Regions from separate parts of the Mus musculus genome. Here region 1 is linked to region 2. A link is a contact called in ENCODE Hi-C or POLR2A ChIA-PET data. All regions are on one chromosome and are shown on one strand. The core of a region is the stretch at or near the end of the contact, and the rest is flanking DNA. Distances in the headings are between cores, read along the strand shown. Region 1 holds the start of Fam167b (family with sequence similarity 167, member B). Region 2 holds the start of Hdac1 (histone deacetylase 1).

Region 1 (5,794 bases), core at 1,536-4,035, 36 kb after region 2:
GGAGCAAGAATTAGCAACTAGCTGGGTTTTTTTCTTTTTTCTTTTTTTTTTTTCATTTATTTATTTATTTATTTATTTATTTATTTATTTATTTATTTATTTATTTATTTATTATATGTAAGTACACTGTAGCTGTCCTCAGACACTCCAGAAGAGGGAGTCAGATCTCGTTACGAGATGGTTGTGAGCCACCATGTGGTTGCTGGGATTTGAACTCCTGACCTTCGGAAGAGCAGTCGGGTGCTCTTACCCACTGAGCCATCTCACCAGGCCCTGGGTTTTTTTCTTAATTTGTTTGTTTGCTTATTTTTGGATTTTTGGAGACAGGGTCTCTTTCTAGGTGGTCCTTACTGACCTAGAACTCGCTCTGTAGAGCAGACTGGCGTCAAGATCATAGAGATCTGTCTCATAGTGGCCTGATTTTCCCACTATGTGTCTAATAGAGTTAAATAGGGGAAGCCGGGCAGAGTGGTGCACACCTTTAACCCCAGCACTCCGGAGGCAAGTGAATCTCTGTGAGTTCAAGGCCAGTATGGGCTTCAGGACAGTCGGAGCTACCTAGTGAGACCCTGCATCAGGGAAAAAGAGAAAAAGAAAAGAAAAAAAAGAAAAACAGAAAAAGAAAAAAATAAATAAATAGCAGAGATGACACAGAACTACCACTTTCTGCTTTCTCCAAGTCTTCAATTTACCTAGACCACCTGTCATGAGAATGGCAGAAGATTTTAAGTTTGGGGGCTGGAGAAAAAAAGCCCGTTGCTGCTCACAGAGGACCTGAGTTCCGTAGGCAGCATCCACAACAGGCAGCTTACAACAGCTTGTGCCTCCAGCTCAGCTAATCCTTTTCTGGCCTCTCTGGTCACACACACAATCAAAAAACACAATGAATCTTCATCTTCATTTAAATTTTTCTCACTTTTGAATTTGATAAAGTTAGAGAAATAGATCGGGAGCTGTTGGGGACACCTGGTGCCATCTTGTCTCCTGTTGTGGAATCCCTAAAGTCCCAGTGACACAGGATGAATATACAACAACATTTATTTAGGCTCTGTGACAGTCTACAGAAACCTTGATGGGATTCAATGCATTTTTTATTAAGACATTTGGGGCCCGAGTTTCCTCTCCTCCTCCCCTCCATCCTGTGCTCTCTAAATTCAGCTTTTGGAAACCTAAGTGTGCCCACCTTCCCCAGCAGGTAGCCAGAGCCTCCGGGGTCCCTCTTCCTTCCTTCTTTCTCCCCAGATACTGCAAGAGACACCCAAGTCTGCTGTCAGCAGAGGGTGAAGCGTCTGGCACTGATGTTCATGCGCGTGAGTCCCAGATGCCGCAGCGGTGGGGCCAGAGGCAAGCCAGTCCCAGACTCTAACTCCATCTCCAGCTCAGCCTCATCCAGAAGCTCCTGGTGCAGGTGACAGACTTGGTCCACTTTCAGTCTGTGCAGCCGGGCCCGCAGCCTGAGCAGCTGCCCTGCCAGCTGCCGGTCCTGAGCCCGCATCTCCTGCTGTGACCAAAAGGGGGCGTAAATTTGCTAGATTAGCCTCCGGGCTCACCAGCCCAGCCGCCGGTCCATTTCTGGGAATACTCTTTGCATAGTCCAGCTCGCAATCCCCTTCTCACCTAACTTCATCCGCCTCGGTCTCGCAGATCTTTTTCCGGATGGGTGATTCTCAAGCCAAGCCAAGGAACCGTTAGTATGCAAATATAGACGTCTGGTACGCCATCACAAATTAACTGTGATGACCCGTTGAGCTGAACTGGACATCCTTATGTTTGCACATGGTGGGCTGACAGCTAATATTCAACTCTGCCCTCCTCAGATTATAACTGACAGCAGGGTCGGTTTCTGCTTTTTACTTGACTGTCTCTTCTCTTTAGGGCAGTGGTTCTCAGCCTTCCTAATGCTGGGACCCGTTAATACAGCTCATTTCCTCATGCTGTGATGACTCCCAAGCATAAAATTATTTTCATTGCTACTTTGTAACCGTAATCTTGCCACTGCTACGACTTTTAAATAATTTTAAATATAAATATCTGATATACTGGATATCTGATATGCAACCTGTCTAAAAGTGCTTTTGGATGCCCAAAGGGGTCGAGACCCACAGATTGAGAACCTGTGCTCTACGGTCTACTTCTCCAGATTTGGCTCTGCAAATAAGATAGCGAGCAACTGAATTCCTGGTTCCGTTGTCCTAGGGCACAGCACTGAGGAACTACTGTGGACATTGGTTTGTTCTCATCTCCTTCCAACCTCACAGATTTGGGCCTTTAGAGGGACTGGCTCAAAGACCCCATGCAAGTCCATCTAACCCACCAGACTCACCAGCTCCCGTCTGAGCCACTCAAGCGCAGAATCCATGGAGTCAAAGCCACAGATGGCCCCGGGTCCGACTGGCTCAGGTCTAGCTTGGGCTCTGTACCAAGCCCGGCTCTGGACTCTGGCAGTCCACTCGAGGTATGAGGGCCGTCGGGTCTGCAGTTGAAGCTTGGCAGTCAGGGCCTTCAGAGAATCTAAGCTCTCTTCCTCATCCTCCTCACCCTTCTCTCCCACTGCCTGGAATTTCAGCGGCCCTAGGGACATGGTAGGTCTGTGGTGACCAACGGGACAGTAAGGGAAAGGCTGGCTATTTGGCCGTGTGAGAAGTGAAAGAAGATGAGGTTGAAAAGAATGTGCCAAGAGTGTGTGCTGAATTGAGAAGGTGGGTGAGGGACGCTAAGTGTGCCAGGCTGAGTGAGCAGATGGGTATGTGAGGCTAAGTGTGCAAGAGATGGAATTTTCCTGGTTTGCTAACTAGGGGCCACGTGATGCCCATCCGGGTGGGGGCAGGAGGAGCCCTTCAGATGAATTTTATTGTCTTTGCCCAGATTCAGGTTCCTGGTTCCCAGAAAGGAAGTTGCAGCAGGATAAGAAAAGCATCGTCCACAGCCGGCTTGGCCCTCCTCCCAAGACCCAAGTCAGAGGAGTCAAGGGGAAGAGACAGCTGACTGGCTGGTGCTCTTTCCTCTTTACAGAGCTAGCCCTTCTGCAAGGCAATAGGGTCCAGCTGCCTAGCCTGGGAGTCAGGAGCCCTGGGCCCTGGTGCTACTTTGAGGGGACTTTAGGTAGCTCAGTCACTTCTTGAGCCTCTGTTGTGACAGGTCGGTGACACCAAGTCTTACTCCAACGGCCCTTAGGTTCTGTTGGCAATCACTGAAAAAGCTCTGACTGAAGGAGTTCATCTCATCTCTAATGATGGCCGGCCTAGAACAATGTGCAGGCTTACTATGTAGACCTATGTAGACCAGGATAAGCTTCAACAGAAATTTGCCTCTGCCTCTTTCTCTTCCTCTCTCCTCTTTTCTTTTCTGTTTTCTTTTTTTGAGAGAAGGTTTCTCTTTGTAGCTTTGGCTGGCTTGGAACTTGCTCTGTGGGCCAAGCTGGCTTCAAACTCACAGAGATCCGCCTGCCTCTGCTTCCTGAGTGCTGAGATTAAAGGTGTGTGCCACCACCACCCAGATGTTTCTCAGGTGTCTCTAAACCTCTGTATTGCTCTCAGCAACAAGAGCAGGGCTGGGATTCCGCTCAGTAGTAAAACCTTTCCTAGTGTGCTCAAGGGTTAGGGTTTGCACCAGCAATTAGGGAGAGAGTGGAGGGGTAGGGAAAGAGAGAGAGAGAGAGAGAGAGAGGGAGAGAGAGAGAGAGGAAGAAGGAGAAGAGCGGGGGGGGGGGATAGGGGACTTTCAGGATAGCATTTGAAATGTAAATGAAGAAAATATCTAATAAAAAATTGAAAGCCAGGCGTGGTGGCACACGCCTTTAGTCCCAGCACTAAAGGAGGCTGAGGCAGGTGGATTTCTGAGTTCAAGGCCAGCCTGGTCTACAAAGTGAGTTCCAGGACAGCCAGGGCTATGCAGAGAAATCCTGTCTTAAAAAAAAAAAAAGAAAAGAAAGAAGGAGAAGAGGAGGAAGAGGAGAAGGGGGAGGAGGGAGAGGAGGGAGAGGGGGAGGGGGAGGGGGAGGAGGAGAGAAGGAGAAGAGAAATAGAGCCAGCAGAGGAGCAGTGGCAGCCCAAGTGGAGTTTGCATTCTCTCCAGTGCTCCTTGACTCACAGGGGAGACAAAAAGCAACCAACCCAAAACCTAACGGGACCCAAGTGTGGTGACACAGCTGAAGTTTCTTCCAGGCAAACTTAAAGTCAGCCTGGAATACAGGAGACCATGACTCAAAAACAAAACAAACCAAGGAAGAGGAGGAGGGGGAGAAAGAGGAAAGGGAAGAAGAGAAGGAAGGGGAGGAAGCAGAGGAGGAGACAAAAACAGAAACGTACACATCTAAATATGTAGTTTGGTAAATTCTCCTGAATAGCCAATGAAACAGCACTAAGGTCAAATAGTGCTTCTCCATAAGGGGGTGCGGCCTGGATTGCCTCCTCTGCGGGATAGCAGTCTTTTGTTTCCAAGTGTGTGTGTGTGTGTGTATGTGTGTGTGTGTGTGTGTGTGTGTGTGTGTGTGTGTGTGTGTGTGTGTGTGTGTGCACGCGCGCTTGAGATCACAATTCTTTTCTCTTTTTAGGCAGAGTCTCACCCTGAGCTGACCCGGAACTTATCCTGTAGCACAAACTGGCTTCAACTTCACCCACCCCGCCTAGCACCACTTTCTACTTCCTGTCTTCCTCCCACCTACGGCAATGCAGGGGCAAACCCAGGGCAGAGCATGCTCAGAAGGGTCTTACTGACTGGCTCCCCCAGCCCTACTCTCTGTTCTGGCAGCATAAGCGAACTTTGCCGTTTTGTATATTTTCCAGTGTTCCTCCATCTCTGGCATGTGTTCAGAGTCACCTGGAAAGCCTGCTAAAACAGATGGCTTCCCCTGCCACCAGTTTCAGATTCGGTATGAGTCTATGAGGCGGACACTAATCTGCATGTCTGTCAAATCCCCATCTTGGGGGCTGGTGAGATGGCTCATCAGGTAAGAGCACCCGACTGCTCTTCTGAAGGTCCTGAGTTCAAATCCCGACAACCACATGGTGGCTCACAACCATCTGTAACGAGATCTGACTCCCTCTTCTGGTGTGTCTGAAGACAGCTACAGTGTACTTACATATAATAAAAAATAAATAAATCTTAAAAAAAAAAATCCCATCTTGAAGGTTTCCCTAGTCTGGAATTTCATAGCCTGTTCTCTTTTTGGGTTTGCTTTTAGACAGGGTCTCCCTGTGCAGCCAAGGCTGCCTCAAGCTCTCCAAGCCTCCTCAGGGTCGGACATGCAGGCGAGAGGCACAAAACCCAGCTACAGAGTGTTCTGTTTCATGCTTGGCTGCTCTCAGAGAGCAGCTTCAGATTTATACCTGCCGAGCTGAGCCATCTTCCCAGCCCCCCCCATCACTCTTACTCTCTTCCCGCCCTCCATCGAGTCCTCTCCCACCCTGACATGTCCTATATAGGAGTAGGACTTGATTCTGCTACATAAGACCCTATTGTGTATATTTACCACATTTCCTTCATCTGTTTGTCTCTTGATGATGAACCTCTAGGATGGATCCATACCTTGACCAAGTGCAGCAATAAACATATACAGTATATACAGTGTGGATGTGACCGCTCTAAGGAGAGGTTGAGGGAAGGTTCTTACTGAAATACAAGGGAAAGGACACCCAGAGGCATCTGAAAAAGTCCAGAGCAGGGAAAGAAACACGGCCAGCAGAGTGGACCAGGCCATGGGGTGGTGGTGAGGGAGACAGGAGGTCCAAGAGAGGAAGACAAAAGACAACAAGACAGCACACAGCTGGAGAAATCTGAGATGCGGTGGGTGAGT
Region 2 (5,734 bases), core at 2,049-4,548:
CCTCTCTAGCCGGGCATGGTGGTGCACGACTTTAATCCCAGCTCTCGGGAGGCAGAGGCAGGCGGATTTCTGAGCTGGAGGCCAGCCTGGTCTACAAAGTGAGTTCCAGGACAGTCAGGGCTACACAGAGAAACCCTGTCTCGAAAAAACAAAAAAAAAAAACAAAAAAAAAACAATACTTCCTCTCTTAGAAGGGTGTAGTGGTACACACCTTTAGTGTAAGCGCTCTGGAGGCAGAGGCGGATGGGTCTCAGTTAGTTCCAGGCCAAGCAGAATACACAGAGAGAGACCCTGTCTCAAAAATAAAATTGCAAACTAGCTGGGCAGTGGTGGCCCACACCTTTAGCCCCAGCACTTGGGAGGCAGAAGCAGGTGAATTTCTGAGCTGGAGGCCAGCCTGGTCTACAGAGTGAGTTCCAGGACAGCCAGGGCTACACAGAGAAACCCTGTCTCAAAAAACCAATCAATCAAAAAATTGCAAGCTAAAGTATCCTCTTCTCTCCAATCTAGCTTCCGCCCCAATCCCTCCCAGCACTTCCCCATTAGTGCAGGCTTTAGTCCCAGCAGGAAAACTAGGTGGCAGATCTCCTTGAGTTCACAGCTGCCTCGTCTAATAGACCAGTTCTAGGACAGTCTTTTGTGTGTGTGAAGTTTTGCCTGCATGTATGTCCAAGCACCACATTCCCATCTAGCACTTGAAGCGCGAAGAGGTCACTGGATTCCTTCCAACTGGAGTTACAAGTGGCTGTGGGGGGCCCTGGGAATTGAGCGCAGCATCTCAGTAGGAAATGCTCTAAACTGGTGTGTGTGTGTGGTATGGATGTACCCGTGAGTGCAGGGCGGTGTGGAAGCCAGAAGAGGGCGCTGGGTCCCTGTAGCTGGAGTCACAGGCATCTGTGAGCCTCCCAAGGTGGATGCTAGGAACTGAGCTTTGTCCTCTGCAAGGGCTGTACACACTACCAACTACTGAGCCATCTCTCAGGGCCCTGCTTTCTCCAGTTAACAAAGCAAGGAAAACCTCTGCAAGGAAGTATTAGGGCTGGCCTTTAATCCCAGCACCTGAGAGGCAGAGAAAGGAGGATCTCTGTGAGTCCAAGAACAATCTAGTGGTCTACAGCACCAGTTTCAGGACAGCCAGGGCTATACAGAGAAATCCTGTCTTGAAGAAAAAAAGAGAGAAAAGGAGGGGAAATTATGTAATTCTATTATAATCTCAAAAAAAATTATGGGGCTGGAGAGATGGCTCACCAGTTGGGAGCACATACTGATCTTCCAGAGGTCCTGGGTTCGTTTCCCAGCAACCACATGGTGGCTCACAACCATCTGTAATGAGATCTGGTGTGTCTAAAGACATCTACAGTGTGCTCACATACATAAAATAAATAATTCTTTAAAAAAATTATGCCTATTATACTACCCAATCTTTTAGGAAGTGGAGATAAGGAGACTTTTCTCCAAGAAATGTATTATCTACAAAAAACAAGAAGAAGAAAAAAAATTCCCAGCACTTGGTGGCCAGAGGCAGACGGATTTCTAAGTTTGAGGCCAGCCTGGTCTAGAGAGTAAGTTCCAGGACAGCCAGGGCTACGCAGAGAAACTGTCTCAAAAAACCAAAACCAAACCAAACCAAACCAAACAAACAAAAAGAACCGAAACAAAAAATGAGGCTGCTAGACAGTGGTGCACCCCTTTAATACTCAGGAGGCAGAGGCAGGGGGATCTCTCTGAGTTCAGAGGCCAGCCTAGTTGGTCTACAAAGCAACTTCCAGGACAGCTAGGGCTGTTAGAGACAGACCCTGCCTTAAAAACAAAACAGAACAGAAACAAGAAGACACCAGGCTTGGTGGCTCCGTCACCCCACAGCACTGGGAAAGACTGAAACAGGAATGTGGCTAACAGTTGAAAGACAGCATAGTGAAAGAGCAATCAGGACCACTGAACCTTCTTAGTCCACTTCTTCAGAATTAAAACAGGCCAGGGTTGTGGCACATGCCTTTAATCCTAGCACTCGGGAGGGGGGTAGGATAAATCTCTTCCAGTAGGAAGCAAACCTGGTCTACAAAGTGAGTTCCAGGCTAGCCAGGGTTACACAGAGGCCATTTCCAAAAAAAAAAAAAAAGTATCAACATAGCTCTTCACCCTCTACAACTGGAGTTATAACACCCTTTTCTAATCCAGCTAAAATTACTATCTGAATTATTTTATACCGACAATTACCAAAAAATATCTGTCTTCTAAATTTCAGATCTAAACAGCCAACCGCCTACTGGCTGGCTGGCTAGATGTCCCCTGAACAACTCAACTGCTATTCCCAAAACACAAATGCTGGACCAAGTGGTGTAAGCCTGGAGTCAAGAGTAAGAAGAAGGGGCTTAATCCAAGACCAGCTGAGTTACACTGTGAGACCCTTTCTCAGATAAAGGTGCTGTCCCCTCCCCCTGCTGTTGGCTCCACTTGCCAGGGCCTGGCTTGTAACTCCAGTTCTTGGGTCCTAAGCACTGACACACAACCTGCTCCTCTCAGGTTGGGCTGAGGCTCCTGCTGTGTTCTCCTCCACCCCACATTCCCTTGTCCCAGCGCTAACACCGAAAGATACCTGTGACATTGTCTAGCTCCCCCTTCAGACGGGAACTCAACACAGGAAATGTGCCTCGATGAGCCCTCCAGCCCCAACAGAAACACAACCCAGGACAGAGTAAGATGCTCGCGCTGGCTCAATGAAAAGTCGTTTTAACAAGTTTCATGCACCTCTCTTCTTGCATCCCCGGGGAGCCCCATTTCCCAACTAGCAACTGCAGGCCCTACTCATAGACTTGGGGGATGGAGTGGGGGAGGGGATGAGTGGCCAGTCCTGCAGAACTCACCAAAAGAAAGAAAGAAAAAGAGAGAGAGTGAATGGGGACAGTGAAAAACCTTTGTATTCTCAGCAGGGGAAGATATCCAGGCAAACCGTCTCCATCATATTCCGATCCCCGCCGCCACTTAGGCTTCCCTCCAGGAATCCCACTCCAACTTCAGGTCGGATTCCCCGAGAATCTCCGCCACCGGGATTACCGCAGACTACCCCTTCCACGACCCCCACCTCATCTCCGGCCTCAGCCTCGACTTCCTCTCTCCAACCTCCTCCTTCAGCCTCGACTTTCCCTCAGCCTCCCCGGGGCTTCAGCCTCCTCCCAGCCTCCTCCCCCAGCCTTTCCCCAACGCCCGGCCCGCGCCGCCCACCCGCAGCTCACCGTCGTAGTAGTAACAGACTTTCCTCTTGGTGCCCTGAGTCTGCGCCATCTTGCTCGCCGCCCGGCCCTCCCGTCAGTCTGTCCGCCCGCCCGCCCGCGGCTCCTTACGGCGTCCGACCAGGGGGAGGGGCCGGCCTCGAAGCCCCGCCCACCCCCGGGATCACCTATAGCCGCACAGCCCGGGCCTCACTCTAACCAATCGGCATGCGCGGGGTCGGGCCCGGAACTCGGCGGGGGGCAAGGGCAGCTTAGAGAAGCCACCGCGGGCCCCCTGGGCCTGTACCAAAGTCCGGCGCGGAGGGGTGGGGGAGACCGGGGGCCGTACCATCGAGTCCCGGGAGAGGGAGTCGGCTCCGTAAACTCTGCAGCCCGCTTCACAGTTGGGAGCGTGTGCAAAGATCAGAGGCCAACTTTCTCGTTTTACCGAGAATACGCCGAGGCTTCCCGGGGAAAGATGCTTGCGCAAGGTCACGCAGCTAAAAGACTAGGTTTGGTCTGGATTAGAACTGGAGAGAGAAATGAATGGCAAGGAACAGAAAGAAAATATCCAGAGGCCTACTGTAGTGGGGCAAGACCTTTATGTGCTCATAAGTTCTGACGGACTTTTCTTTTTTAATGTCAAAGCTCGTTTTCAGTTGGGCGTGGTTGCTATGTCTTTGATCCCAGCACTCAGGAGGCAGAGTCAGGAAGATCTCTGTAATCTGAGGCCAACTTGCTCTCCGTAGTGAAAGCATGTCTCAAAAAATAACAAAACAATTTTACAGGTAAAGCTGAAGAGCTTATTCAGTGTTACAAATTAAATTCCGTCTCCAATTGTACATATTTTTTTTAAAAAAAGACAAAATCCAATATGCCCGAGCACTGTGACAAAGTAACAGAACTTGGTGTTTAGTTTTTAATTTACTGGAGGGAGTGTTGGAGGGAGTGTTCCTATGTAATGGCTCTGGGTGGGGGCGGGGCGATCCATCCAGAAAATTTGGGTCAGGCATGGTGGCAGCAACCATCTCACCTACCCAGAACTTAATTTTTCTAAACTGAAAGCCTAAGTTGTTGTTTGGGGGGGACGTGGGGGTGGGGGGGCGGGGTTGTTTCTTCGTTTGTTTTTGCTTTTTTGTTTGTTTGTTTGTTTTTCAAGATAGGGTTTCTCTGTATAGCCCTGGCTGTCCTGGAACTCACTTTGTAGACCAGGCTGGGCTCGAACTCAGACATCTGCCTGCCTCTGCCTCCGGAGTGCTGTGATTAAAGGCATGCCCCACCACACCTGCCTTTTTTTTTTTTAAAGATTTATTTATTTATTTATTTATTTATTAAGTACACTGTAGCTGCCTTCAGACACACACCAGACCAGAAGGGCGTCAGATCTCCTTATTTCAACTGAGTCTTCGACTCAGAAATCTGCCTGCCTCTATCCCCAGAGTGGGTGGCATATGTCTTTAATCCCAACACTTGAGAGGCAGAGGCAGGCTGATTTCTAAATTTGAGGCCAGCCTGGTCTACACAGTGAGTTCCAGGACAGACGTGGCTATACAGAGAAACCGTGTCTGGGGGGTGGGGGGGGAACCAACAACAACAACAAAAAAAAAGACCTTCACCACTCCCCCACCCTCAAGCCATGCCAGCAAAATTTCTTAACCTTGAATTACTTACACTCTTTGTTGTAGGGGCTGTCTTCGGGCCTTTTAGATGTTAATTGACTGCTTGGCCTTCTTCTATACCAGTAGCAACACCCCACACACGCCCTTACTGTGACACCCAAAATTGTCCTTACACATTGACAAATGTCTGGGAGTGTCTAAATGGCAGAAAACCACCATCTCCCATGCTCCTACAAAACCTGAATCCGTCAATCTTCAAGTAGCCATTATTGATCCACCAAAAGGCTCTGTGCTGAGTTTTTTGTTTTTTGGGGTTTGTTTGTTTGTTTGTTTGTTTCCTACAACAGTTGGACATAGTAGCACACGAGTTTAATACCAGCACTGGACTGTAGATCTCTGTGAATGGAAGCCACCCTAGTCTACATAGTGAGTTCCAAGACAGCCAGAGCTACACAATGAAGCCCTGTTCTGAAAAGCTGGGATTGAGGCTTGCACCACAACCCCCAGCCCTTGTATGCTCAGCGTCACTCCCTTGGGAATTGCACAGGGCCTTTAGTGACAGGGAGGCTGTGTGATGGCAGAGGGCCAGGACACAGACTTCCATTTCTACACCCCTGCTACTCTTCTGGCTTTAGGTGGGTCTCCTCATCATTTCTAGGCCTCCTTTCCCATCTTTGCAGTGTAGACAGAAGAGGACTCCAAAGTTTCCCCACTCCATGGCTGTCCACAGTACCCACTATAGGACAGAATCATGGGTATTGAAGCATTTGTAAGATGTAGAGCAAGGGTTACAACCTCACATGCCCGCAGAGGCCAGGCACGTGGTATAAATGAATGAGTTTATATTCTTATGGCTCAGATATTGTTTGTTTGCTCATTTTAAAGCTTGGAGCTTTTAACTTCCTT

The links. A loop is a pair of places that touch in the nucleus more often than their neighbours do. ChIA-PET counts read pairs that join two places held with the same protein, here RNA polymerase II (POLR2A).
Region 1: POLR2A ChIA-PET joins it to region 2 with 18 read pairs in Patski. The contact joins the promoter of Fam167b here to the promoter of Hdac1 in region 2. A Hi-C loop is called at or near these places in 3 of 37 maps with a recorded cell type or tissue (Patski, heart and left cerebral cortex). POLR2A ChIA-PET finds 5 or more read pairs at or near these places in 4 of 5 experiments (Patski and embryonic stem cell).

What each region holds. Positions count from the first base shown.
Region 1 is chr4:129,575,795-129,581,588 of GRCm38, forward strand. Fam167b (family with sequence similarity 167, member B) reads right to left here and starts at 2,786. Exons shown (of 2, transcript NM_182783.2): 1 at 2,324-2,786; 2 at 1,021-1,501. The coding sequence starts at 2,581. The coding sequence ends at 1,271.
Region 2 is chr4:129,539,348-129,545,081 of GRCm38, forward strand. Hdac1 (histone deacetylase 1) reads right to left here and starts at 3,299. Exons shown (of 14, transcript NM_008228.2): 1 at 3,234-3,299. The coding sequence starts at 3,282.